2 separate regions of the Homo sapiens genome follow, and region 1 is linked to region 2. Evidence: read pairs that join two places in POLR2A ChIA-PET (ENCODE). Cell type or tissue: A673. All regions are shown on one strand.

What was found. Peaks named below come from ENCODE experiments on the same cell type or tissue, not always from the same donor. Only the 100,000 strongest peaks of a DNase experiment are listed, where the experiment ranks them.
Region 1: POLR2A ChIA-PET joins it to region 2 with 12 read pairs; 3 of 35 experiments call an interaction of 5 or more read pairs at or near these places.

What each region holds. Positions count from the first base shown.
Region 1 is chr6:6,908,522-6,916,521 of GRCh38, forward strand. No RefSeq gene overlaps it. Among named protein-coding and RNA genes, the nearest start is that of LINC03055, 27 kb to the left of the region's middle. In A673, no CTCF peak of the experiment used is centred here; no DNase peak of the experiment used is centred here.
Region 2 is chr6:7,168,589-7,176,588 of GRCh38, forward strand. All of the region lies in intron 1 of RREB1 (ras responsive element binding protein 1), which reads left to right. Among named protein-coding and RNA genes, the nearest start is that of RREB1, 65 kb to the left of the region's middle. RefSeq lists enhancers at 380-881, 882-1,381. In A673, no CTCF peak of the experiment used is centred here; a DNase peak (open chromatin) is centred at 1,013; H3K27ac peaks cover 3,599 bases.

The DNA.
Region 1 (8,000 bases), 260 kb before region 2:
CAGTAGTTTGAGAAAAGCACAGTGCAGGGCTGCAAGCTGTATTTTCAGCTTTTATAAAAGGTCTTTGGGCCGGGCAAGGTGGCTCACACTGGTAATCCCAGCACTTTGGGAGGCTGAGGTGGGAGGATCGCTTAAGCCCAGGAGTTCAAGACCAGCCTGGGCAACATGGCAAAACCCCATCTCTACCAAAGGAAAAAAAAAAAGAAACAATTAGCCGGGCATGGTGGTATGCACCTGTAGTCCCAGCTACTCAGGAGGCTGAGGTGAGAGGATGGCTTGAGCCCAGGAGGCCGAGGCTGTAATGAGCCGAGATCATGCCACTGCATTCCAGCCTGGGCCACAGCCAGACCTTGTCTCCAAAAAAAGTCTTTGAAGCCTAGAGGCCCACTTATTTGGGGCAATGCAATGGTTAGCTCATATGCATTGGCCTTTGCGTGTGAGCCAGGGGAAAGCAGCACCCCAATATCAGGATGCAGCTTTTCCTTCTCCCAAGATCCACAATCTTGTTTCTCTGAGGTTAATATGCCTACATCCTAGACAAGGAGGAAGGCTTTCTTCCTGTTTGTTTATGAATGGAAAGCGTGCTGGCAAATTAAAGAATTTTTTAAAAGATCCTCCCCTCCCCCCAAAAAAGACCTACAGGCAAGTTTGGAAACTTCTAGAAGGGTAGAGCAGAAAAACGCTTGGAAAATCAAGGCCATGAATGGGGCTGTTAATGTAATGCAGGAGAAGTCCTGCCGGGACGGAGAACTGTGGGAACAACTTATAACTTTCCATGTGGCCTTAGGCTGGACGTGAAAATCTGATAATGACGATTTTTAAGCACGCAATGAGCAGAAACATCTGGAAACACGTCTGTGTGCTGGTTGGCAGGTACAAATGCCCTGACTGAGAAAAGCCATGGGAGAGAGCCATGGATGAGCAGTCCCAACATTGCAGGGACCCAGCAACCGTCGGCCCCAAAGCCCTGTGCTCTCCTTTCTCCTTCAACTCCACCTTCCAGCCGCAGAGTGAGGGCCAAACACTCAGAACCTAAATGTGCAATGTGATCCAGTCGCTTAGAGTGCTCTGGGGATCTTGTTGAAAGGCAGGTCTGGAGGGGGCCTAGGACGCTGCATCTCTGCCGGGTCCCAGGTGGTGCTGGCTCTGGCGAGCCCTGCCACTCCACAGACCTCGCTTTGAGTAACGAGGATCTAACCAGGAAGGGAAAGGAACCCCACACCCCGACAGCGAAGGAGCCTCATGAACATTTGCTCACCAGCCCCATTTTCTTCCCCGTTCCGACACATTCTCCGCGTTGCCGTGAAGTCAGAGAAGTCTTCCCAGATGCAGAATCGGATCACATCTCGCCCCTGTCCTTTGCCCTTTGCCCTTTGCTGTTAGAATGAAGTCCCAACTCCCAGCTTGGCATTTCAGGACTCCGGGCAGCCTGGTGCCAGTTGCCCTGTGGAACCATCACCTTCACCTCTCTCTGCTCCACTACAGGCAACTTCTCCCTCGGCTGAGCAGCCCAAGCTCTTCCACACCTTCTCTCCTTCTTCCCCTCTCCATCCTTCATCCGAGATGTCCTCCTCTCTCCCCACCACTGAACTCCTCCTCACCCTGTGACACCCTCCCCTCCAAAGCCTTCCCGGCCAGGCAGTTGCTTCCCATAGCCATCTTTAAAGACCTCTGATATAGTGCATAGGCCACTGCATTGATATGTTTTATGATGCTTGTATGTTGCCCCCTAAACTGTGAAACCTCAGGAGCAGAGACTGTTTCATATTTGGGCAATCCCACATCTTCACACAGCACTGGGCACGTGACATACACAAAAACTTAAAGAAGGGAAGGAATTAAGTATCACATCCATTCCCATCTCTCTCCTCCCAGCACATCCCCTTTTCTTCCCAGGCCTTCCATGCATCTTTTTTTTTTTTTTTCGAGACAGAGTCTCACTCTGTTGCCCAGGCTGGAATGCAGTGGCATGATCTCGACTCACTGCAACCTCTGCCTCCTGGGTTCAAGCGATTCTCCCGCCTCAGCCTCCCGAGTAGCTGGGACTGCAGGCGTGCACCACGATGTCCAGCTAATTTTTGTATTTTTAGTAGGGACAGGGTTTCACCATGCTGGCCAGGCTGGTCTCAAACTCCTGACCTTAAGTGATCCACCTGCTTCGGCCTCCCAAAGTGCTGGGATTACAGGTGAGCCACTGCACCCGGCCGGGGTTGTATCTTTGTGTGGCTTTAAAATATTCATGATAAGAGCTAACTTTTCTAGCATGTTAGACCTCATTCTAAGCACTTTAGTCTTAAGGCATTTAACCTTCCTAATGATTTCCACAGCTCTACCAAGTTATCATTGTCGTTCATTACTGTTCCTGTTTTAAATGTGAGGAAACTGCAGCACAGAGAAGGCAAGTAACTTGACCAAAGCCACACAGCTAGGAAATGCTTGTGCCAGGATCTAGACCCAGGAAGTGGGATGTTAAAAAAAACAGGATGCATCTTTGGCAGGGCCTGATAATAAGAGAAATGAATCACAACTCTGTCCCTTGCTCCTTGCCATGCTTCATCCTCACCCAGCTTCCGAAACAAACAGCCCTCAGGCAAGCTTTTTCTTTGTAGTGGATGCACCCTGGAGCTGGACTACGTCCCGGTGTGTCCTTCATGTGGTGCTCACAGCCCTCCTATGGGCCATCGGAAATGTCATATGTGGCAGCCTGTCAATCATTCAATGATAAGGGAATAGGGAAGGGAGCACGGAGCTCAAACATGTGTTTGCAACCAAGTCGAGGGGTGTGCGAGGGAGGGTGGGCACTGCCCTTGGGCTATGAACAGCATCCCACAACTTCCAGGCAACACGCACAGTGCCAGAGCCATACTGAGTTGGCCTGCAGATTTCACAATGTGAGTCTCTTGACCCCAGTTGGGTCTTGGTCCAGGTGTAGCATCCATGTTCACTGTCACAGAGGGGTTAATGAGAGCCTCAGTGGATGCCACCATCCCAACCAGGACCTTCCAAAAAGAACTTGAAGCAGACTAGACAGCTGGTGTCGGGGCCAGTGGGGCCTGACTTCCCCACTTGCCATTAGAGACACCCAAAGCAAGGAGGTGGATAGCCCTACCACTAGGTTGGCTGAAGCTTTGAGAGGTCTCAGGTGCGATTCAAAGTCTGCGTCTGTTCAGCCCTGCTTCCTCCCCCTTCATTGGCCTAGATTGCTCGTAAACTTCATCTCAGCGTGTGGACAGCCCAACCTGCAACAGGCTGGACTTGGAATAGGATATCTCCTCCCATGTTCTTGCTCCCCTCTTTCTCCTTCATGAAGCCTGCATGTTACAATCCCTCAGCCACACAAAACTAGTTTGTGTCTGCAAAAGACCACGCATATCTGTGTGTCCTCACTTGGGCTCATTGCGATCTTCCCTTCCCCTCCTTTTCCTGCATCATCTACCTGGCAACCTTCTCACCTTCCTATGCGGCTCAGCTCAATGGCCTGACTCTCCTAGCTTTCTTTTTCTTTTTCTTTTTTTCTTTTTGAGACAGCGTCCCACTCTGTCATCCAGGCTGGAGTGCAGTGGCACAATCACTGCCCTAAGGGATTTGGGCCCTTATAACAGAGATGCTTGCTCCTTCTACCACATGAAGAAACGATGAGAAGACAGCATTTATGAGACAGAAATAGGACGCTCACCAGACACTGCATCTGCCGGCACCTTGACCTTGGACTTCTCAGCCTCTAGAACTGTGAGAAATAGATTTCTGTTGTTTATAAGCTGCCCAGTTTAAGGTAGCTTTAGTATAGCAGCCTGAACAGATTGAAAGAGCAGAGAACAGCCAAAAGAGAGTTTTGATAACTGGCTCCTTCCTTGAAAAGGAGATTTATAGATCTGTGGCATTAAGTTCATAAGATTCATACCTGGAAGGAGGAGGAGGGCAATTTATTCAACAAATCCTCCCTAAGCACTTCAGTGTGCCCAGCCCTGTTCTAGGCACTGGGGATGAGGCAGGAGCTTACAGTGGTGGCCCCGTTATGGTCCAATGTAGCATTCAATTAAACACTAGTGCAACATCCAAAAATATATTTCATTCTCTACTGTTGTTTCTCATAAAAACACCAAAGAGGGAGTGTCCATTCATTATCAGAACTGACAATTTAAATCCTCTTTCTCATCGCCTCCATTTGCCACTCTCACACCCAGCAACTGCCCCCAAATCCCCCCATGCAAAACGCCCAACTCCCCACAGCCAGTTCGGCCCCTCCTGTAATGGAGAGCAAAAGGCAGCAGCAGTGACAGAAAAATAAATAGGTCATTGCCTAAAGTTGGCTCCCAAGTCAGAAAGGGAAGTGCTAGAACCCAGGGCCCCAAAACAGGGAGCGGAGCCCCACCAGCTACCATGCTTTACATTTTTTTTAAAGGCAGAAATAAATCTTCAGGAGGCCACCGACTTCATCCTACATCATGGCAGCGAGCTGCCTCTTGGGGAAAGCTAACTCCAGATGGTGTTTATCAAGGAAGATGGTGAGAAGGAACAGCAGTGTTTATTGTGAGAATGTAAAAGATCCTTTGTCATTGTTTATTGGCCATTCCTGACACATCGAATGACTAGTGTGTACTTTATTATTCTGTTTGATGGATATTAAGGAGAAAAAAGTCACTCATCAAGTGCTGAAGAACTGCCTTCTGCCTAAGGCACTCTATGAAGATGTAAATTTGATAATAAGTTCTGCCAGACATTTTCAGCCCTTACGAACCAGTGAGCTGGACAGCCTTCCTTCACCACTTGATCCAGGGCTTAAAGAAACAGAAGGGCAATTGCCTGAACCCCTACCAACCTCAGGAAGTATTTGTTTTGTTCCTGCTTTTTGGCTACCTCACCACCTATGCTAATAAGAATAGCTACCATGTATTGAAAGAGTACTATGTGCCAGGCAGGGTGTCTGCCCTCTTCCATGGATAGTTCTCGGTCAACATGCTTAGATCCACCGCATTCAAAGATGAGGAAGTCAAGGTTCAGCAGTTTCCATGGCTTGCCCGAGGTCCCGCAGCTAATACCAGAAGGAACCATTTCACTGACGCAGGAGTCAGTAGCCCAGCTCCCTGGGGTGCCCAGCCACCCTGCACCTTGGGACAGGAAGAGGGGCAACCCTGCTTTCTGTGCAGATGAATTCATTCACAGCTCACAATAAGGCTTTGCCCCTGCAGCAAACTCCACCAGGTGAACCCGACAGCTGATCACTTTCATGGGGAAAGAACATCACTTTTATTTTATTTTGTTTTATTTTTTAAAAATTATAAATTACAAAATAGAGACAGAGTCTCCCTATGTTGCCCAGGCTGGTCTTAAAACTCCTGGGTTCAAGCAATCCTCCCACCTCAGACTCCCAAGTAGCTGGGACCACAGGCACGCACCACCACGTTTGGCTAGTGTTTTTAAATTATTCCTGTAGAGACGTGGGTCTCGCTCGTTGCCCAGGATGGCCTCAAACTCCTGGGTTCAAGCAATCCTCCCACCTTGGCCTCCCAAAGTGCTGGGATTACAGGTGTGAGTCACTGCACCCAGCCAAGAACATCATTTTTACTAGTTAAGATACCAGAGGGAGACAAACTGAGTTGATCTGGAAGCTTTCTAGACAGTCACTATCAGAACAAGATGCAAAACCCCAAGCTCTGCTGTTTCTAGATTATTCTTTGGCACATGTAACCTCTGAATCTCTCATGGGAAAATTCAATCCCTCTGCATTTTGCCAACCCTGAAATTGACTCAATCCCATTTTAAATGTTCACTCTCCCACCCCAACCCCTGCAACTTTCTGAATAAGTTAATTTTAACAAGGGGAATTTTGCTTTTCTTGTTAAACACATATGTAAAAGATGAGCTGTCTAATTGGTGACAGGTTATTCCAATATTATTGTAACAAAAACCATAGATCTCAGCTATTGTAATTCTTCTAAAAGTGTATTTTGTTTCTAATATTTCAATATAAATCTTTCAAGTGTTTGAGACACAGTGCTGCCTGCAGACAATTGAGGATGGAATATACAGACAATTAGACCTTACCCCTTGCAGTTCAGCATTCACTTTGGAAATAAAAAGCCTTTTTAAAACATTAGTATTGAAACAAGTTTGGGGGGCAGGTACTTTCCTTTTGCATTTATTTATTTATTTATCTATTTATTTATTTATTTATTTATTTATTTATTTATTTATTTGAGACAGGGATTCTCTCTGTCGCCCAGGCTGGAGTGCAGTGGCACAATCTCTGCTCACTGCAACCTCCATCTCCTGGGCTCAAGAGGTCCTCACACCTGAGCCTCCCGAGTAGCTGGGACTACAGGCCTGCACCATCATATCCCACTAAACTCTTATTTATTTTTAAACAGAATTATAACAGTAGTTTAACGGAGACATTTAAAAATTCACTTAGAATTACACCAATCTGACAAATAAGTTCTTGTTATTTTCCCTTCCAGACGCACACATAATTTCCCACCTCTGCAATCCTATCCTGTATGTTTTCAACACTGCTGAATAAAAATATCATTAGTTTTTGTGCATATTATTAGTAAGGGCTTGTTTCTCCTCCAGCTAGCAACACCTAGTAGCTGGGTATCTATGCATCATATTGGGTGCATAATAAATATGCACCTCAATTCATTTGAGGTGCATCTGATGAGTATTTATGCTTTTAGCTTGGTCACAATTCTTTCACATCCATTATTTCATTTCATTCTTACAGTAACTCAATGAGGTTTTATTATTTTCATAAATGCAGAAAATAAGATAGTAGGTTGTACTGTGGCCAACAGGGACAGCTTTTCTCTAAAGGATCAGGTAGAGAGTGAACTCTGCTGGCCATACGGTCTCTATGGCAACTACACAGCTCTGCCATTGCCCTGGGAAAGCAGCCCCAGACCATATGCAAATGAGTGAGTAGATCAGTGTTCTAATAAAACTTTATTTATAGATCCTGATATTTGAAGTCATATCATTTTATGTATCATGGAATACTATTCTCCTTTGATTCTTTTAGACATTGAAAAAATGTAAAACCACTCTTAGCTTGTGAACAGTACATAAACAGGCGGTGGCCAGATTGCCCCGCCTGTGGGCAGTAGTTTGCCAAACCCTGGCCCCCTGAATTAGGATGGACCATGAAAGAGCTCTAATTGGATTGTTTCTGCTTTCATGGGTGAGAAATCCCAGCCTCCAGAAGGCAGGTAGTTTGCTGTGGCCGGGTAGAACTAGAACTCAGATATTCTGAGTCTTAGTTCAGTGCACTTTCCACACGAAGGCACTGCTTAAAATGAAAGCAAATAAAAAGCCAGTTAAAGAGAAAACTGCAAAAACTGCTCAGCATTTCACCCAAAGACAAGAACACCCCGTACTGGCTGCTCGGCCGTTGCTACTTTTGCAGACAGCTTTTGGCATGCTTTCAGAGGGCTTGAGAAATGATCACTGGTTAGGCAGAAATCGTTCCAAGAAACAGACAGTGACTTTTGCTCTGCTACTTCCTTGCACTATTACAATTTAACTCCTCTTCTGCCTGAGTTATGAAATCCGTAAAATAAGGAAATTGATATTATCATTTTACCGTTTACGATAGTTTCACTCTTTATACCAGCTCTAGCAGTCCAAAAATACAATTCCACTTTTTCTTTTCCAGGTAAGGGCTAGCAAAGTGGTTGCATAACAACCACGACAAAGCAGCTGAACTTTCTCCATCCCTTCTGTTTGCTGGAGCTCTGAGTTTCCCCTAGCCTCTTTCTCTTTGTTCTCTACTGTTTCAGTAGGAACAAAACCTCACTAGCTGGAGGTGATAAGGCAGAGGAAAGGTGAGTCCACCCCTCCCAAAAATCAGACATTCTGACAGCTGGAGTAGAGACCACGGCTGTGTGTGTGTGTGTGTGTGTGTGTGTGTGTGGGTGTGTGTGGGTGTGGGTGTGTGGGTGTGGGTGTGTGTGTGTGATGCCACACTTCCACATGCCTGTGCTCATGGAGAGAAAATGGAGACA
Region 2 (8,000 bases):
AAAGAATCATGGAGCTCCAGAGTTACTTGTTTGTGCCTCATTCCTTCCATGGTGGACCTGTGCAATGAGTGTGCCCCTCTTCCACACACCAGTCCTGCAGCTTTTGTAGCTGGCTCTTGTCTCCATTCTGTTAGCCATTTCCAGTTTTCCCCTTGACTTGGTTTCCCAATCCTCTAGCTTGCTAATGACCCTTCTCCAAATGGTTTTTCAAAGACCCTTCTTGTGCTACAGTGGAAAGTACAAGATTTTTGGAGTCAGACAACCCCAGGCTAGACTCCTGGCTCCGCCCTTTAAGAGCTGTGCTATATCTAGCAAATAACCTAATCATTACCTTACAAGATGTGGGGGAGGATTAAATATATGTAAAGTGCCTAGCATATTTCTAGCATAGAGTTTATGTCACAAGTGTTAGTGCCCTAGGTTATCAGGGAAGTGGGTGCTCTGGAAAAAATATAATTGGATGCACATTAGATTTCCAGTATACTCTGACTTGAATCCTGTTTTCTGTTACTTATAGCAACATTCTTTTCTGTTTTCAAATTCCTCAACCAAGGTGTGTTGTGGAGGCCTCTTCCTACCCTTTCTTGCACCTGGGTCTACCTGATAAGCCAGGAGAGCAGATCTTAGGGTGGGACAGGGCAGGGGAGCTGCTCAACTTAATTCCCTGTGGGACATCTTTAGCCTTGGCCCAGGAAACCCTGCCTTGCCCTGGGGGTAGGTGAGGGTGCCCTGTGGGCCCTCTGCCCCTGTGGTCCAGCATGGGTGCTTCCTTATTAGAGCATAGTCCACCTTGGGCACCCAGAGTAGAGACGATACATGTTTCTGCTAAGTTAGGCAAGAAAGTGATGAAATACCAGGGTCCTGGCAGGCAGGCTGAAAAACAATGTTTAGGAAAAGTCTGGCTTTTTTGGGGAAAGGGCCAGGGACTCAACTCTTCCCACAGCTGAGTGCCGAGGGCTGCTGTGTCCCCTCCCAGGGGAGCCGGGTGCTGTGTGACAAATGGCTGCCATTTAGCAGCTGTGTCTTGGCCTTGCAAATCTGGCAGTAGTTAGATCCTGGCAGGAAGACATGCTCCCTGGAGAAGAGCTACAAGAAGTGGAGTCAGCTTCTTCATAGTCCTCATGTACTAGCAGGAAAGCTTATCACTGGGACTGTGCCCCATTTCCTTCCTTTAAAGAAGCACAGAGCCTTGCAGAGAGGTGCAGGAAGAAGAATGGGGTACCACAGGATGGTTTTATCTGGCATTGTCCAGAAAATCTCCCTAGCTCTCCCGTGGATCATGTTTTAAATACTCAATCTGACTGACGTAGATAAATTTGGTAGGCAGGGACCCTGTCTCCCCAGTCAATGTGTGCCTCCCTGCTGAAGTTATATTTAATGTAATAATTTAAATGTCCAAGTGATTTTTAAGAGAAGCTGCTTCCTGCATGGAACCTATTACTCTGCATTAAGCTGCTCCTTCCCCCACACTTTACAAAATATTGAAGTTTTCCTTTACCTAAGAACAACCGACATTGCTTTTGAAAAGGAGCATCAGTAGCTTGTGTTATTTCTAATAAAATGCTCCAGGTCAAGACCAGCGGGGTATTTGAAACCTAGTCAGAGTAAGGAGCAGACACCCTGGCCTGTGAGAATGACCTCTGATTTTCCTTCCTCCACCCTCTGGTCCCATTAAGAGATAAACTGTAGTAGATGGTGAGCAGTTTCCAAGGCTGTAAGAGGGAACCCCAGGGCTGCGTGTCTCCCCTTGAGGTCATCTCCCTAACTGTTCTCCCCGTCACCTGCCCCTTGTTGCTCACTCCTCACTGCCCAGGAGCAGCAGAGAGGTGAGGGAGGGTATCCGGGGCCACCAGGAATCCTGGCTGAAGGGCTCAGGTTTGGAGGTGATCCACAACCACCTCCAAGGAGCTTTTCGGGAAGTACCACAGGCTTGGCAACTGCTGTTTGCTGGAGAGAAGGCTTTTAGGATCCAGGGCTGCGTGAAGGCCCAGGCCATGTGGTTTTGCCAGCCATGCACTGCAGGCTGGCCTTGCCTGTCTGAAGCCTACCTCTGATGTGTGTTTGTTCCTGAGGAAGCCCTGCATAGATCCATTCCTCCCTGTCCCTCATTTATTATTATTTTTTATTGTGGTAGATAAAGCCAGAGTTAGAAATGGGGATCTTTGTCTCTGACCCAGGGCCTTGGTTTTTGCTCTGGAGGTGTATGATAAGCCAAGCAGCTTCTCCCAAATCCTCACTAAAGGAAGGTTTTCAGTGAGATCCTGAGCTTCTTCATGAGCTGGTTCTCAGGGCTGGATGGAAGCCTCCAGAGAGCTGTTAACTCAGAAACTCACACTGCTGTGCCAGCCCCCAGAGGGTTTCTGACTCGGTAGGTCTGGGGTGGGACTGAGAATTTGCATTTCTAATAAAGGGCTGGATGCTCATGCCCTTGGGGTTTGTTTGGTGGAGGGTCTGTAGTAGTTAATTTCTCCCTGCCTCGTGTTGGTGGATCTTCTCTGCAAGGTCAGCTCATCAGATAGGACTAGACTGTTCAGGATTCAGGCAGAGCCTCCTTTGCTTGGCTGCTTCTAGAACACAAGGGTATATAACGTGAAGTGCCCCATCACTTTGCAGAGCAAGCGTAGTGTTTCCAAACTCTTGCCCGCTGCAACGAACCTTTTAGACTGAGGTGGAAGTCCAGTTCTGCCTCCTGCCAGGGAGAGGAGGGCAGAGGTGAAGGGGGAGGAGAGCACTCCGCCTTCCTGCCTTGACGGGGACGGAAATGGAAAGCCAGGTGCAGAGCATCTGGAAGGGCAGCAGTGATGCAGAGCGAGATTATTAGAAGTCAGAGAACGTGACTAAGGGAGCACACCTGTGCTCTCCAGCCATGGGCCAGGAGTCGCACACTTTTCCAAAAGAAATTTAACAGAGTTCAGCAACTGGATTTATTACATTGCTCTACCACGCAGCAGCTCTAGGATCTTGGAGACAAGTGACTCAGTCCCTCTCAACCTTTGTCTTTATGGCTGTACACTGGGAACAATCCTCATGGTTGTTGTTTTGAGGATTAAATGAGACAGTGCATGTGGCACATGGTGCTCAAAAATGGTTAGCCATGATGAAGTGTGATGGGTGTGATGGCAACATTAGAGGTGAGTGTGTCCTGGAATTTGGAACCACGAGCCATGGGTCAGTGGGAGTCATGTGGAACATGGCCATGAGGGATGAGGTCAGGAGAGGGGTGCAGGCAGATATTCTGGGGCAAGGAACTGAGCAGAAAGGGTAACCAAGGGGACTGGTGTGCGACGGGGCCAGAAGGTGGACTGAGGCCAGAGCATGGAGACTCTTGAATGGCAGGTTAAAGAGCCTGACCATTAGTCTTTTTTTTTTTTTTTGGAGATAAAGTCTGGCCCTGTTGACCAGGCTTGAGTACAGTGACGTCATGCTAGCTCAGTGCAGCTTCGCACTCCTGGGCTCATGCAATCCTCCTGCCTCAGCCTCCCAAGTAGCTGGGACTGCAGGAGGGTGCTACCATACCTGCCTAATATTTAAATTTCTTATAGAGATGTGGTCTCACTTCGTTGCCCAGGCTGGTCTCAAACTCCTGGTCTTAAGTGATCTTCCCACTTGGCCTCCCAAAGTGGTGGGATTAGAGGCATGAGCCACTGTGCCTGGCTTGCTGTAGTCTTGAGAGGATGAGAGTATAGGAGTGTTCTGGAGCTCAGAAGATACCCAAAGAGGAGGCCGACATATATATCTTGGGTCCCAAGTTTGCTGCCCCCCTTCACCTCTGCACTTTTGTCTTGAATGTGGCCTGTACCAAGGGATGCATCCCCCCACCCCGGCTTCTTTTTTTTCTGTATCAGAGATGGGTTTTGCTGTGTTGCCCAGGCTGGTCTTGAACTCCTAACCTCAAGTGATCCTCCTGCCTCTCCGTCCCAAAGTGGTGGGATTATAGGCATGAGCCACCATGCCCAGCTCTCCCCAATCTCTTAGGAGTCCCTTCTCACCCAGGAAGAGAAGATCAGAGTTGGACGAAGCAGCTCACGGTGCCCCATGGTGTAGGGGCCTGCTCTAAGGCTCCTGTCTTACCAAAGCCTGTGCCAGCCACGGGTTGCCGGTGTGGGGGGGTGGGGGTGACTTTCTTGGGTTGCCGCCCTATCCAAGGCATAGCCTGGACCCTAAGCCAAGAAACACATCAACTTCCTGGAACTCAAAGCCGTCATCACAGCTGTCTCAGCCCTCAGAGCACATGTGAGGTGGTTAGAAGAGATAGTTTTGCCCCGAGCTTTGCAGGCAGAACAGGCATGGCCCTCGTGGAACATTTAGCCTGGTTTGATTCTGTCCCCAGCCTAGCCAAGACTCAGCCCATCCTTCAAGAGATGCCTTTGCTGTTTGTCAAGCTCCCTCCTGGCTCAGACCATTTTAGTGTCTGATCTCTTAACTAAAACTTGTAGCCTGTCGTGGGTTGGCCTGAACTGGTCAACTAGGCTCTTACATAGTATGGATCAGCCATCCCAAGTATTTGAGGGTGTTGTGGAGACTCTGCACTGTGCCCATCCTGGTCAAGTGTTGTAAAACCCACTGTTCTGTCGTCTGTGGGAACATTTTTTTCAGGGCCTCTACCATCATCCTAGGCATCTAAACTTATTCCACATTTCCTGGGGGCCTTAGGACAGAGTTTAGATTTCACTTCAAGAACCCTCAGGAGGCTGGGGCGGTTTGGATCACCTTAGGTCAGGAGTTCGAGACCACCCTGGCAAACATGGCGAAACCCCGTCTCTACTAAAAATACAGAAACTAGCCAGGCGTGGTGGTGCACGGCTGAGGTAGGAGAATCACTTGAACCCAGGAGGCGGAGATTGCAGTGAGCCAAGATCGCGTCACTGCACTCCAGCCTGGGCGACAGAATGAGACTCTGTCTCAAAAACATGAAGAAAAAAAAAAAAAAGAACTCTCAGGTTTTTGCCTATAATCCCAGCACTTTGGGAGGCTGAGGCGGGTAGATCACTTGAGGCCAGGAGTTCAAGACCCACCTGGGCAACATGGCAAAACCCTAAAAACCCAATTTTAGTCTCAACTAAAAATGCAAAAATTAAAGTTAGCCGGGTGTGGTGGCACACACGCCTGTAATCCCAGCTACCCGGGAGGCTTGAGGCACAAGAATCGCCTGAACCAGGGAGGCAGAGGTTACAGGCTTTCAGCCTTGGCGACAGAAAAAAAAAAAGGGAAAGAAAGAAAAAAAAGGAAAGAAACCCTCGGGTTTTTCAGAAGCTGGGATGCAGCCCTTATCTTTCATCTCTTCATTGCTGTCTCCTTAGACCTGGAGACCTGCCCCTTAATCTTCTGTTTCTGGCTTTACATAGCATTGTCCCGTATCTCCCCCGGGGCTTGGGGGCTGGCCTTTCCCTCCTCCCACAGAGGGACTTCCGCCCTCTCTTAGTCCTCCTGCCTCCGTTGACTTTGCGTAAATCTTGTGGGAGTGCAAATCCAGAAATTCAGCAGCCTCCACCAACAACCAGACCCAGGCTTTCTGTCACACTTCACCTACAGGAGTCATCTTTAGGGTGCTACTAGTCTTTCCTTTTTTTTTTTTTTTTTCTGAAGCATTGTTGATGGAGGTAAGGGGTGTCTTAGAGTTTCTTCTAATAACTCTTTTGTACTTTTCCGCTCTTCAAGCTCTGTGACTCCCTCAGGCCTAATAGAACCCAAAACAAACAGCCTCGTGAACTCTGGCTTTATATTGCAAGACATTCTCAATATTCAAATCATTTACACCCAAGGGCAAGAGGATGGAAGTTTCAAGGTCAAGTCTCTCAGCCTAGCCCTCTTTCTCTAAAACCATCCTCTCCTTGCTGTCCTGTGTGCTTCCAGGACGCTACCCGGTGGACCTTTTTTTAAGGTGTCTTTTTAAAATGAAGGGAAATAAAATAAAATGAAATGAAGGGGAGGCAGCAGATCTAAATTTTAATGGAAGTCTTAGCTACATGCTAGAAAATCTTAATTCTAGACACTTGTTTAGACTCTGAAGTGTGTTTATTTATTGTATTTATTTATTTTTTTGAGACAGACTCTCTGTCGTCCAGGCTGGAGTGCAGAGGCACAATCTCAGCTCACTGCAACCTCCGCCTTCCGGGTTCAAGTGATTCTCCTGCCTCAGTCTCCCAGGTAGCTGGGATTACAGGTGTGCACCATGATGTTCAGCTAATTTTTGTATTTTTAGTAGAGATGGGGTTTTGCCATGTTGGCCAGGCTGGTCACAAACTCCTGACCTCAGGTGATCCACCTGCCTCAGTGTCCCTAAGTGCTGGGATTATAGATGTGAGCCACCGCGCCTGGCCTATTTATTTATTTATTTATTTTAATTTTTGTTATATCTTTTTATTTTGAAGTGTGTTTTTATTAATTATGAGTAAAACTATGGTTCATGCTATTTATTTGGAGATCTTGGCAGTTTCTAGAAAAAAACCAAAGGGCTATTCCTCTTCAGGCTTTGTTCCTAATGAAATTTGTTATTAATTAAAATATGAAAAAAGAATAACTGCTTTTTTTTAAGCAATATTTAATTTCACCTTAGATGGGTGAAGATAGTCTGAAAGGATGTTTGTGCATTTCTGAAAACTCCACGGGTATTTTTCATAAAATGGGCTTGATTCATAGTTTACAAGAGGGCAGGTCATGTGTCACGCAAAACAGGGATTCTTACCCTGCTGTCCCTGGGTGGGTTTCTAGGGTCCCTGACCCTCCTGGTACTGAATGAAAATGTTGAGTATAGAGTATGTGCATTGTTTCAGTGGGGTGGGATGGGGGGGGTATAATGTCCAGTTTGAGGGTCTCTGCATTCCCTTCTGTGGCACAGGGTCCGTCCCTGTGGGTTAGTCCTGAGGTTCATGGTGACAGCTGTGTGGCATGGATGGGCAGCTTGTCTGTAGATGCTCCAGAAGGGGAATAAAAGTGAGAAAATATGCCAAGCAGTTGTTTCTCGCCCGGTGTTGTCCGTGTGGGGTTTATTTTACCTCTGAGTTTTCTCCCAGTTTTGTGCTCTTCACGTTAGCTGAGGGAGGCTGTGTTGAGAGCCAGGGAATGTGGCCACATGCTGTAGCTCTGGGAGATGCTGCATTCCAGTTTTCTCCCAGCACAGGGCTTTGAAGCCCTTGACACCCCAGAGCAGACTTGCTCAAACTTTTGAAGGGCATGTGTAATTTGAGATGTTTTCTGCATCTTCCCTACAGAAAGGAAAAGGTCTGCATTTGGTCCTATTTGACGTGTGTTACCAACACTTTCTCCTCACACCTGCGAGAGGATGTAATCATCTCTCCTCTACTTTAAGGCACTGTTTAGTTGTATATTTCTTATTATTTATTTTTTGAGACAAGGTCTGGCTCTGTTACCCAGGCTGGAGTGCAGTGGTGCAATCTCAGCTTACTGAAACCTCTGCCTCCTGGGCTTAAGCCATCCTCCCACCTCAGCTCCAGAGTAGCTGGGACTACAGGCGCATGCCACCACACCCAGCTGATTTTTGTGTTTTTTATAGAGACAGGGTTTCACCATGTTGTCCAGGCTGGTCTCGAACTCCTGAGCTAAACGATCTGCTCAGTCTTGGCCTCCCAAAGTGCGGGGATTACAGGCATGAGCCACTGCTAGTTGTATATTTCTTAATTTCTTCAACTGTCTTATTTTTCCCCCTCTGTTTCTGATAGCACTAATTGCTGCCTTGCTTTTCTCTTGTTAAACTGGCAGTCTGTAGGTGTCTGCTGTGAACATGCCATTAGGATGCACGAAGCTCCCCCCCGGAGCCAGTGGTCCGAGCCATTCTCACATGGTGCTGCCCTTGACGTTATTGGAATGTGCCTGGGGGATAGGGGTGTTCCTGTCTGTTCAAGGCACACTCAGTTCCAAGCTCTTACTTGGATGTTAATGGGACAACTCTGGATGGAATCAGCCTGGCTCCTGGCAGCTTGCTTGTAATTGCAGGCAAGGGATGGGAAATGTTTTCTAGTCCTAATTGGTGACTCCCGGTG